2 separate regions of the Homo sapiens genome follow, and region 2 is linked to region 1. Evidence: read pairs that join two places in POLR2A ChIA-PET (ENCODE). Cell type or tissue: Panc1. All regions are shown on one strand. Each heading gives the region's core, and the rest is flanking DNA. Links, peaks and the distances in the headings are about the cores only.

Evidence for each region. ChIA-PET counts read pairs that join two places held together with the same protein. Peaks named below come from ENCODE experiments on the same cell type or tissue, not always from the same donor. Only the 100,000 strongest peaks of a DNase experiment are listed, where the experiment ranks them.
Region 2: POLR2A ChIA-PET joins it to region 1 with 5 read pairs; 2 of 35 experiments call an interaction of 5 or more read pairs at or near these places.

The regions. Positions count from the first base shown.
Region 1 is chr10:102,354,879-102,360,252 of GRCh38, forward strand. GBF1 (golgi brefeldin A resistant guanine nucleotide exchange factor 1) reads left to right here. Exons shown (of 40, transcript NM_001377137.1): 9 at 3,161-3,308; 10 at 3,628-3,851; 11 at 4,389-4,557; 12 at 5,306-5,374. Among named protein-coding and RNA genes, the nearest start is that of NFKB2, 38 kb to the right of the region's middle. In Panc1, for the core only: no CTCF peak of the experiment used is centred there; no DNase peak of the experiment used is centred there.
Region 2 is chr10:101,876,688-101,882,061 of GRCh38, forward strand. The region is part of intron 24 of ARMH3 (armadillo like helical domain containing 3); the gene reads right to left. LOC101927445 (a long non-coding RNA gene) reads left to right here. Exons shown (of 3, transcript XR_946261.3): 3 at 3,088-3,169. Among named protein-coding and RNA genes, the nearest start is that of KCNIP2, 36 kb to the left of the region's middle. In Panc1, for the core only: no CTCF peak of the experiment used is centred there; a DNase peak (open chromatin) is centred at 3,224.

The sequences.
Region 1 (5,374 bases), core at 244-5,243:
TTTGGAGGGAAAGGGTAGTCCATCTAGTTGGGATCTTTTTTTTTTTTTTTTTTCTTGGTTACCATTAAAGAGGTCATTCCAAGGATTAGAACTCTAGATTGATGGAAAGAAGCCAGGTGCCAGGATAGCCCAGGACACTGGGAATACTTTGGGATCTGTGAAGATGCCCTCTGTCCTCTAAAAGTCAAGGTATAGGGGAGCTTAGGGGAGGGATCCAAGCTAAAGATTACCCTAATCTGCATATACCTGCCTTAGGAAGAAAGGGGAGAGAAGGAGGTGTGGGCTGTCTGGGCTGTCCATCACAAGAGTGTGCATGCTGAAGGTGTGGTTGTGGACATACAGGTCACTGAAAGTAAAAAACTCTGTGTATGTACACCTAGCTAGATAGTCCATTGGCCCGTGTTCTCTTTGAATGCATTGTGTCATTTCATTTGTGTGCTTGCACAGTCTCAAGCTGCAGCTCTCATTAGTGGCTATCCAGCATGTTGCCATGATTATTAACCTGGGACCTGCTCCTTTTTTGTAAAGCTTACACTGTCCTTTGGAGTACAGAGTCATACAGATAAGGTGGCGTAGAATTCCATGAATACCTACTGCCCACCCCACACCTTCAGACCTTAGGAGAGGGAGAATAGCTATACCTTTTAAGGGCTGAGGCATTCGTGAGAACTGGCAGCCTCTTGGCCCCTACTCCAGCCAGCAGGCTGAGAACACTAATTGAAATGATCAGGTTGGAGCAAGCTTTGCAGAAGATAGAGAAGGAAACGTGAAAAACTGATCCTCGTATGGGAAGGAATCTCAATGACTGACTGGCTTCTCAGTGGAAGTAGGACTGCCTGGAGTCCCTGAAATGGGGGAGCCTCCTGGAGAGAAAGGCTACCTCATAAAAGTAGATCCAGTTCTTAGTACTTTTGGGAGCTCAATGATAACTGCCAGTAGAGCCAGGAGGTCTCTCATTGATCTCTTGGCCTCTTGCCCTTTTGCATGTTTGGCGGACTCTTCTCCCATAACATTTTTTACTATGAACTTGATCCAGTTGAGCTCCAGTGGTTCCTGGGGAGAGAATCCTTTTGCTTCCTCCTTAGCTATAGCGGTCAGTACGCCTGAAGCTCAGTTCTAAGCATATGACTGCAGGCATTTTGGAGATGGATCATCTAGAAGTATAAATCCAGTATGAGGCTGTTGCTATGTTACTAAGAGCTGGGGGAAGGAAGGGCTCAGCTGTTCAGCCTCATCTTTATTGGAAGGAGCTATGGGTAGGAATGGAAGAATTGTGTGGTTTCTAAGCAAGGAATCAAAGATTACCCAGGTTCTGAGAGCTTGGGGGAGCTTGAGGAAGGGAGTCAATCCCTCACTATCAAAAGGAATTGAACAGGCCATGGACAATAGGATATATTCAGCCTTTAGGAAGAGGCAGAGAGAAAAAGTGCTTCTGCTCTCTTTAGAGTCATTCTAATGGTTTCTGGAAGAGTGTTGCCATTGCCCAATCCAGGAATGGTCCAATCCAAGAATGGTCTATCAGTCTAGGAATAGTTTAGAATGACTTTGTAGAGGGACTGAGTTCAAACCCAACTGAGAAAACATCAGGGCTTAAAAAACAAATTGGGCCGGGCACAGTGGCTCACACCTGTAATCCCAGTACTTTGGGAGGCCAAGGCGGGCGGATCACGAGGTCAGGAGATCGAGACCATCCTGGCTAGCACGGTGAAACCCCGTCTCTACTAAAAATACAAAAAGAATTAGCCAGGCTTGGTGGCGGGCGCCTGTAGTCCCAGCTACTCAGGAGACTGAGGCAGGAGAATGGCGTGAACCCAGGAGGCGGAGCTTGCAGTGAGCCAAGATCACGCCACTGCACTCCAGCCTGGGTGGCACAGTGAGACTCTGTCTCAAAAAAAAAAAAAAAAAAAATGGGGCCTAAACAAAGTAACTTTGAACTTAGAATGGAGGAAATACATAAAAACACAGATCCTAGGGAATAGTTAACAAACAGGTGATAGAGATTGTCCCTTGCCACTAAAAGTAAGCTATAGGAAGAACAGAAATACAGCAAGAGGGGAGTGCAACAGAGCAAGGAGTCAAGGAATCAGTGGCCTTACCATCTGACAACATAAAACTGCATCTGGAAAGACCAATAGTGAGAGGGCCAGAGGGACAGGTAGTCTCATTGATATAACAAATTGGGAGCAGCAGAGAGCACAGCAGCAGCGTGACATGACCTTCTATCCTGAACTCCACAAAGAAACTGGGAGGCCACTCCTTCCTTAACTCCAAGGAATGAGCTTTTGACCAATCTGATACAGAAATTCCAGAGAGTAAGAGATATGTTAGCTGGGTGCAGTGGCTCACACCTGTAATCCCAGCACTTTGGGAGGCTGGGGCAGGCAGATCACCTAAGGTCAGGAGTTAGAGACTAGCCTGGCCAACATAGTGAAACCCTGTCTCTACTAAAAATACAAAAATTATCCAGGCGTGGTGGTCCACACCTGTAATCCCATTTACTCAGGAGGCTGAGGCAGGAGAATCACTTGAACCCAGGAGGCAGAGGTTGCAGTGAGCTGAGATCGTGCCACTGCACTCCAGCCTGGGTGGCAAAGCTAGACTCCATCTCAAAAAAAAAAAAAAAAATATGTTTATGGCTTAGGCCCAGCTCACATACCAGTAAGAAAACCAGGACAGGAAGGAATAGGCTCTTATAGTTGGATAAAACTACAAGTAGGAGGCTGCTCTACAAGCTAGTTGAGGAGGAAAGCCGAGAGACCATGCACCTGTAGAACTGAGTGTCAGGGCAAAGGAAACCCTGCCCTTACACTTTCTGCAAGAGGGTCATGCATCATCCATAGGGCTCGGGATTTCCTGCTTAATGTAACACTCAGGACCCAGAGAAGCAGAGTGATAAGTGTGAGGACTGGCCCTACCAATGACCAGCCCAGAAACAGAATGTCACCTTCTACATGGAGGCTGCCATGCCAACCTGTGAAGTGGTAAATGTAGAAGCCAAGTTAGAAGAGTAGGAATGTGAACTGATGGTCTAGAGTCTTACTTTAGCAAAGATATGGGGTATAGCTTGTTTTCTAGAGATCAGTAGGACTAAATGAAGGGAGATTAATAGGGATAGAGTCTTAGTTTGAATACCATTGCTAATGGGGTATGATATTTCCAGCTGAAAATGAGAGCCGGAGGCATGAGTGATTCATCCAAATGGAAGAAACAGAAGAGATCCCCTCGGCCCCCACGCCATATGACCAAAGTCACACCAGGTTCAGAGCTGCCCACTCCCAATGGAACCACCTTATCATCTAACCTCACTGGTGAGTGCCCTGGACTACTTCCTCTGATTAGACAAAAGAAGAGCTCCTTTCTCTCTTAGGGATTTTGAAATTGAAGACCAACCAACTGAGGGGCTTTGGTCTTGGCGCTGAGAACAAAAAGGGAAACTCCAGGTCAAATCAGAGTGTGACCATTCAGCAACTATGCAGTGACTTAAGGTTGTTCTCTGACAACTTTAGAGACCAATATATGCAAAGATAAGCATGTAATCTGGGAAACAGAGACCCTAGTACCATAGAGGGTTTGTTTTGCCCACAGCCTCTTTCTTCTCCTTCAAGCGTCACATACTTTTCTTGGCAGGTGGCATGCCCTTCATTGATGTGCCCACTCCCATCTCCTCTGCAAGTTCAGAAGCTGCCTCAGCAGTGGTCAGTCCCTCTACAGACAGTGGCCTGGAATTCTCCTCCCAAACCACTTCCAAGGAAGACCTTACTGATCTAGAGCAACCTGGCTCTCCAGGGTACAGCACAGCTACAGAGCCTGGAAGCAGTGAGCTAGGTGTTCCCGAGCAGCCTGACCTCCAGGTATGGCTTTGATTTTTAATGTCCCTCTTCAGTATTCCACTGTGGGAAATGGCTTGATCCTTTGGATCCTTTATGCAGGACTTGGCTCGAAAGAAGCTTGGGGTAACTTCAAAAGAAGCTCTGATCTTTCCTGCTTCTCAGAATTGGTTGTACTGCCTTGAAAACCCACAGCATGACTCACTGTGAGAGATAGCTCATGAGATTTATCAAGTTATGCATATAGGTAGTACTTGACAAAAGGGAAGGAGCTGGCCATTGCTTTTTCTGGAAGGTAATGATCCAAATCCTAAGCCTGTGAGAGGCTCTGTGTCTCTAAGGTTCTAGTCATTGTAGGTCAGTGAAGCCTCAGGAGATGTTTTTCTGAGTCCTTCATCATACTCCTACCTGAGCCATCTTGCGGTGATTCATAAACCACTGAGTTGGCCCTACATCTGTAGCCCATTAGAGACAGCTTGGAAGACAGCTACTTCAGGGGAGTAAGTTCCAAGTTGCTCTTGCCTCATCCCTCTTCCCATATCTCCCTGCTACTGGTCATAGCAGGAAGGGACCCATGTGGAAAAGTCCCAGTCAGCATCTGTGGAGTCCATCCCTGAAGTGTTAGAGGAGTGCACGTCCCCTGCCGACCACTCTGACTCTGCCTCTGTCCATGACATGGATTACGTCAATCCCCGGGGCGTGCGCTTTACACAGTCCTCCCAGAAAGAAGGTGGGTATTCTGGTAGGCTCTGCCAATTCACCTCCCCCATCCTACCTACTAAGCTGCCTGAGCCTAGACCGTCTTAAACCAAGATATTGGACTACTGCCTGTTGCTCCAAGTTCTAGGCTATTTTCTAGTCAGGAAATGGAGTCAAGCCATAGACTGTTGGCATGGAGGGAGCCCTTCCCTAACTTATACTACAGGGAGGAAGTTTGATGGGCAATAGGAAGCAAGAAGGAAGGGAAAAAAGCTTAGGACTTTTAACAGAAAGGTAGGATCATCAATTCTGATTTCCTCCAGAAGTAGACTAGTCCCCTCATGTCCCCAGGAAAAAAAAAAAAATCCTTTTCCTTTTTTTTTTTTTTTCCTGTCGCCCAGGCTGGATTGCTGCAGTGGCACAATCACAGCTCACTATATCCTCGACTTCCTGGGTTCAAGCAATCCTCCCACCTCAGCCTCCCAAGTATTTGAGACTATAGGCATGCACCACTGCACTTGGCTACTTTTAAAAAATCTTCTGTAGAGATGGGGTCTCTCTGTGTTGCCTGGGCTGGTCTCAAACTCCTGGCCTCAAACAGTCCTCCCACCTTAGCCTCCCAAAGCACTAGGATTACAGGCATGAGCCATCACGCCCAGCCCTTTTCTTCAAAGAGAATCACTTACCTAAAATTGCCTTGTGTAATGCAGAGCAGGCTAGGCAAAGCCAGCAGACTAGTTGTTTTATAGCAGTCTCACTCTCCTCCTGGCCTTCCCCAGGCACAGCTTTGGTCCCCTATGGTCTTCCCTGCATCCGCGAGCTCTTCCGCTTCCTCATCTCCCTCACCA
Region 2 (5,374 bases), core at 185-5,184, 480 kb before region 1:
ACCATGTTCTTCCAAGAACATCTTAAAGAGTTCTGAGCCACTTCCTGAGGGAAGATGTTGCAGTGGAAACAAAAAGAACTTCCCCAAGATCTACTGGAAAAAAGGTGACTAAAAAAACTGAAGTGGGAATTCCTACCTGAACACTCTCATCTAGTAACCAGGATAAAAGATAATTCTTGGGTTAAACCAAGAAAGCAAGGACTCCTGTCTCCAGTAACCTCTTCAAAAGCTGACTACTGGCCAGGTGCGGTGGCTCACACCTGTAATCCCGGCATTTGGATAGGCTGAGGTGGGAGGATCACCTGAGCCCAGGAGTACAAGACCAACCTAGGCAACATAAGGAGACCTGGTCTCCACAAAAAATTTTAAAAGTTAGCAGGGTGTGGTGGCGCACACCTGTAGTCCCAGCTACTCAGCTGGGACTGGCAACACAGTGAGACCCTATCTCTACCAAAAAAAATAAAAAATAGCCAGACGTGGTAGCACATGCCTGTAGTCCCAGCTGCTCGAGAGGCTGAGGCAGGAGGACTGCTTGAGTCCGGGAGCTCGAGGTTGCAGTGAGCTATTCAGGAGGTGGAGGTGGTAGGATCACTGGAGCCCAGGAGATTAAGGCTGCAGTGAGCCATGATCACACCACTGCAGTCCAACCTGGGATATAGAGTGAAATCCTGTCTCAAAAAAAAATTTTTTTAGGCTGGGTGCAGTGGCTAACGCCTGTAATCCCAACACTTTGGGAGGCCGAGGCAGGCAGATTACGAGGTCAGGAGTTTGAGACCAGCCTGACCAACATGGTGAAACCCCATCTCTACTAAAAATACAAAAATTAGCCAGGCGTGATGGCGTGTGCCTGTAATCCCAGCTATTCAGGTGAGACAGGAGAATCGCTTGAACCCGGGAGGTGGAGGTTGCAGTGAGCTGTGATTGTGCCACTGCACTCCAGCCTGGGTGACAGAGTGAGACTTTGTCTTTAAAAAAAAAAAAAATTTTTTTAAAGCTGACAATTACTAGAATTCCTACTACCTCCATCACTGTTCCCTTCTATGCACTGCCAATGAAGCTTCACAGTTGCCTGAGAAAGCCCAGAAGTTTATATGACAGTCATTTCAAAATTCATACCTAATTGGAGAAAATGCTGACAGTGATAGAGATGAATAATAAGCTGAGCTCTTCTCTGCCAGTGACCTCTGCATTCATCCAGCTTGGCTGTGGGACATTCATTTTTAGTCTTTTTTTTTTCTATAAACAAAATGGAATCGCTATTTTAAAAACAATTAAAATTCACTGTGCTGGCTGGGCACAGTGGCTCACACCTATAATCCCAGCACATTGTGAGGCCAAGGCAGATGGATCATCTGAGGTCAGGAGTTCGAGACTAGCCTGGCCAACATGGCGAAACCCTGTCTCTACTAAAAATACAAAAAATTAGCCAGGTGTGGTAAGTGCGCCTGTAATCCCAACTACTCGGGAGGTTACGATAGGAGAATTGCTAGAACCCAGGAGGCAGAGGTTGCAGTGAGCAGAGATCACGCCACTGCCCTCTGGCCTGGGCGACAGAGAGAGACTCTGTTTCAAAAATAAATAAATAATAAATAAAAATTCCGTGTGCTACCTTTTAGATCTTGAACAGTATATTATCTACCAAAATAAGTAAGTAAAAATATTTTAGGTAAGGCATCATGTCTCACGTCTGTATTCCCAGTGCTTTGGGAGGCCAAAGCAGAAGAACTGCTTGAGGCCAAAAGTTTGAGACCAGCCTAGCCTGGGCAACATAGTAAGACCCCATCTCTATCAAAAAAAAAAAAATAGCCAGACATGGTAGCACATGCCTGTAGTCCCAGCTACTCGAGAGGCTGAGGCAGGAAGACTGCTTGAGTCCAGGAGCTCGAGGTTGCAGTCAGCTAGAATCGTGTCACTGCACTCCAGCCTGGGTGACTGAGAGAAACTGCATCTCAAGAAAAAAAAACAAAAAAAGAAAAAGGAAAAAAAAAAGTTGGCTGGGTATGGTGGCTCATGCCTGTAATTCCAGCATTTTGAGAGGCTGAGGCAGGAGGATCACTTGAGCCCAGGAATTGGAGCCTGCAGTGAGCTATAATTGTGTTACTGCACTCCAGCCTGCATGACAGAACAAGACCTTGTCTCTAAAAATTAAAAAAAAAAAAAATTAAGTCATCACGTCCCTTTAGTGTGTAGAAGAAACTTTATTTCTCATAGGGACCTTTCTGAGACACTTGATTGGAATAAAGAGTCTCTTCTCTCATTTATAAAGTTACCATACTGTGCCAGGATCTTCCACTTACACATTTCTGCCTGACTGGCAGGCACAGTCCCCAGACGCCTCGTCAGTGTTTTTTGTCCTCAACTGAATGGGCCCTTCCCAGTCTAAGACCTTCCCCCATCCCCCGGGAATAAGCCATTATCTTCACTCTCCTTCCTTCTTTCTCCACTTTCCTGTACTTTTTCCTTCAGAATATCTGACACACTTAGGTTGTCACATATGCCCCAGCCTGATAAAACTGAAAAAGCTCAGGCTTTGTAGTCAGACAGACCTAGGTTCACTCTATGGCTTTACCACTAATAGCTGTGTGACCCTGAAGAAATTACTTAGATTCTTTAGTGTACTCATCTATAAAATGATAAGTACATCTACCCCAAATAATTTACATAAGAATTTTTTTTTTTTTTTTTAAGTTTCACTCTTGTTGCCCAGGCTGGAGTGCAATGGCGTAATCTTGGCTTACTGCAACCTCCACCTCCTGGGTTCAAGAGATTCTCCTGTCTCAGCCTCCCGAGTAGCTGGGATTACAGGTGCCCACCACCACGCCTTGCTAATTTTTTTGTATTTTTAGTAGAGATGGGTTTTCACCATGTTGGCCAGGCTGGTCTCAAATTCCTGGCCCCAGTTGATCCGCCCACCTCGGCCTCCAAAAGTGCTGGGACTACAGGCATGAATCACCATGCCCGACCTATGACATAAGAATTAAGTAAATAACCCATATAAAAGTGTGCAGCTCAAAAACTACCAGTTGTTCCTTTCCTTTTATCTATTTGCACGTATTTTAAATCTGAAACACTTTCTCTCCTATCTAGGGCCTCTGGCAGTGCAGCTTATCTCCTGGTCCAGGGAAGACAGTGGTCATCCTAGCAGCACATCATTGTTCAGCTGACCCTCGCATGTGGGCCTTCTCAAGATGCCCTATATAACATAAAGATGATTACTGAGGATAAGCAGCTTGTAAAACCCCACCTCATCCCCACTTCTGACGTGTCTTTCTGGCAGTAGTGAATCCGGTGAACAACTCATATCAAACATTTTTCTGCAAACAGGTCAGCTGAAATGCCAGAATCTAAACAAAGGCAACAAAGAAGGCAGGGTTGGATGGCCAGTGCCGGTGTCACATGCTCACACTCGAGAATTCGCAAAGCAACCATCATTCATGGCTACAGGGAGGCAGTGAAAGACTACAATACAGGCTGTTGTAGAAAAACATGATGCCAAGCACAGAAAACTGAGTTATGGCTGTCGTGGGAGTCTTACATCTCAGCTCTTCAGCACATGTCTCTGCCAAGGCTGCCTTGTGTGATGGTTCGGGTCCTGTTCTAAGATGAGAAAACACCACAGGAATTCTCAGAGTGGGCTGCTTAGAGAGGCCTCAATTACCCTATTTGAGATCCAAAGCTTCCCTGGGGAAAACTTTTACTTAGGTGGCTCCCATGGGGAAAGTGGGTCACATTCACCTCCTGCTCAGAAAACCCCGCCACACAGCTTTACAGCCCCCTTCTTACAGTCTTCCTCAACAACCTGTGGTGTGCTGGAGATGGCTCACACAGAGGCTTGGCTTGTGAGAGCTGACTGTTAAATTTCAAAAATGGTGACAGCCAGCTGGCTTCACATTAGTAGCCATGGTGGGAGCATTCACACCGAACACTACCAATCAGCTCCCCTCCCACCACTCACAGCTCCACAACCCCCGGCCCCCCAGCAATTGTTAAACATTTACTAGTACGCCAAGGACCAACGACTCTCAAGCTGAAGTATCAGGCTCCATTTTCCTCATAAGTCTTTGTGTTCTCTGGCCCTTTCCCCAAGATCTTTCTGTTCTTCTCCTGGATGTTCTCACGTAATGGATGCCACCCAGGGCCCCTAACAATGTTGTTCCCCACAAACTGGGGTTCTCCTCTTATGAGTGCTTCGATCCTTTCTGGGAAAATAAAGCTAGGCATCATTTGTATTTCTAAAGAGCCAGCAGTTATTTATAATGACTCTTAGGATCAGGAGAAGACAAAAATGGTTTAGCAAGATTACCAATAGATGGAAATAAGAAAATACTTAGCAGCTTCTAACATAACCTTCACTCATTCAGATATAAAGCATGTTATTTCCTTAATTTTCTTTAACCTACTCCCACAAATGAATAACCTGTTTTGTCATAATACTTTTGAAGATATGTCTTATACAACATTATACAGGTCTCCTCTGAATCCAAAATCCAAAGCCCTAGTTAGAGTGGAGACTTAAACTTAGGAATCTGGTTACACCATCCTATGGCCCTGTGACATATGAGGGTACCAGCAGAACACCTTTCTGCTCTTCCCAGAAAATTTCTAAATTTATATGTAGAGAGATTTTTAGCAAGCTCCTGGGTCACTTGGTTGAAAAGAACACCACCTTCAAGATAAGTGTGCCCACTCTTAAAAACTGAAAGCAGGCTGGTGGTTACCAGGGCAGCTGAGGGTTGGGGGGAAGTTGTTCAATTCTGCAAGATGAAAAAGTTCTAGAGATCTGTGGCACAACAATGGACATATTGTTAAGTGTACTATACCATACACTTAACATGATTAAAACGGTAAGTAGTGACATGTGTGGGGTTTTTTTTAACTGCAATTTTAAAAAAAAGATTTACCCAATAGGCCTCATCATATGTCTACCATTGAGGCTGGCTCATACCAGGCCCCTAATAAATGCTTGTGAATTGAACCAAAGGCAGTACACTTAGGACAGGGATGAGAGTCAGTGCGATAGGGATTATGGAGGCTGTGATTAAATGACTGACATATTTTAAATCATCCAGCCTCTGGGTGTTCTGTGACCCAAAGACATGACTTGCTAGAACTATTTTCTATTCTTTCTGTCCTTTTCAGATCCTGGTTTTGAGTACACTTTACAATTTATGCCTCTTCATTTTATCCAATCCCTACCACTCCTCTTTCAAGGCCAAACTCCATTCTTTTCTCCTCCGTATGGCCTTTTCTGACCACTTTTCTGATTGTCTGCAGAGATCTTTCCCTAACAGAATAGATCCACTGGTAAGCTAACAATAACAAGTTGCCTTAAACCATCTCTTGCACTATTCCATCCTCTGATAGCAAAAGCCCT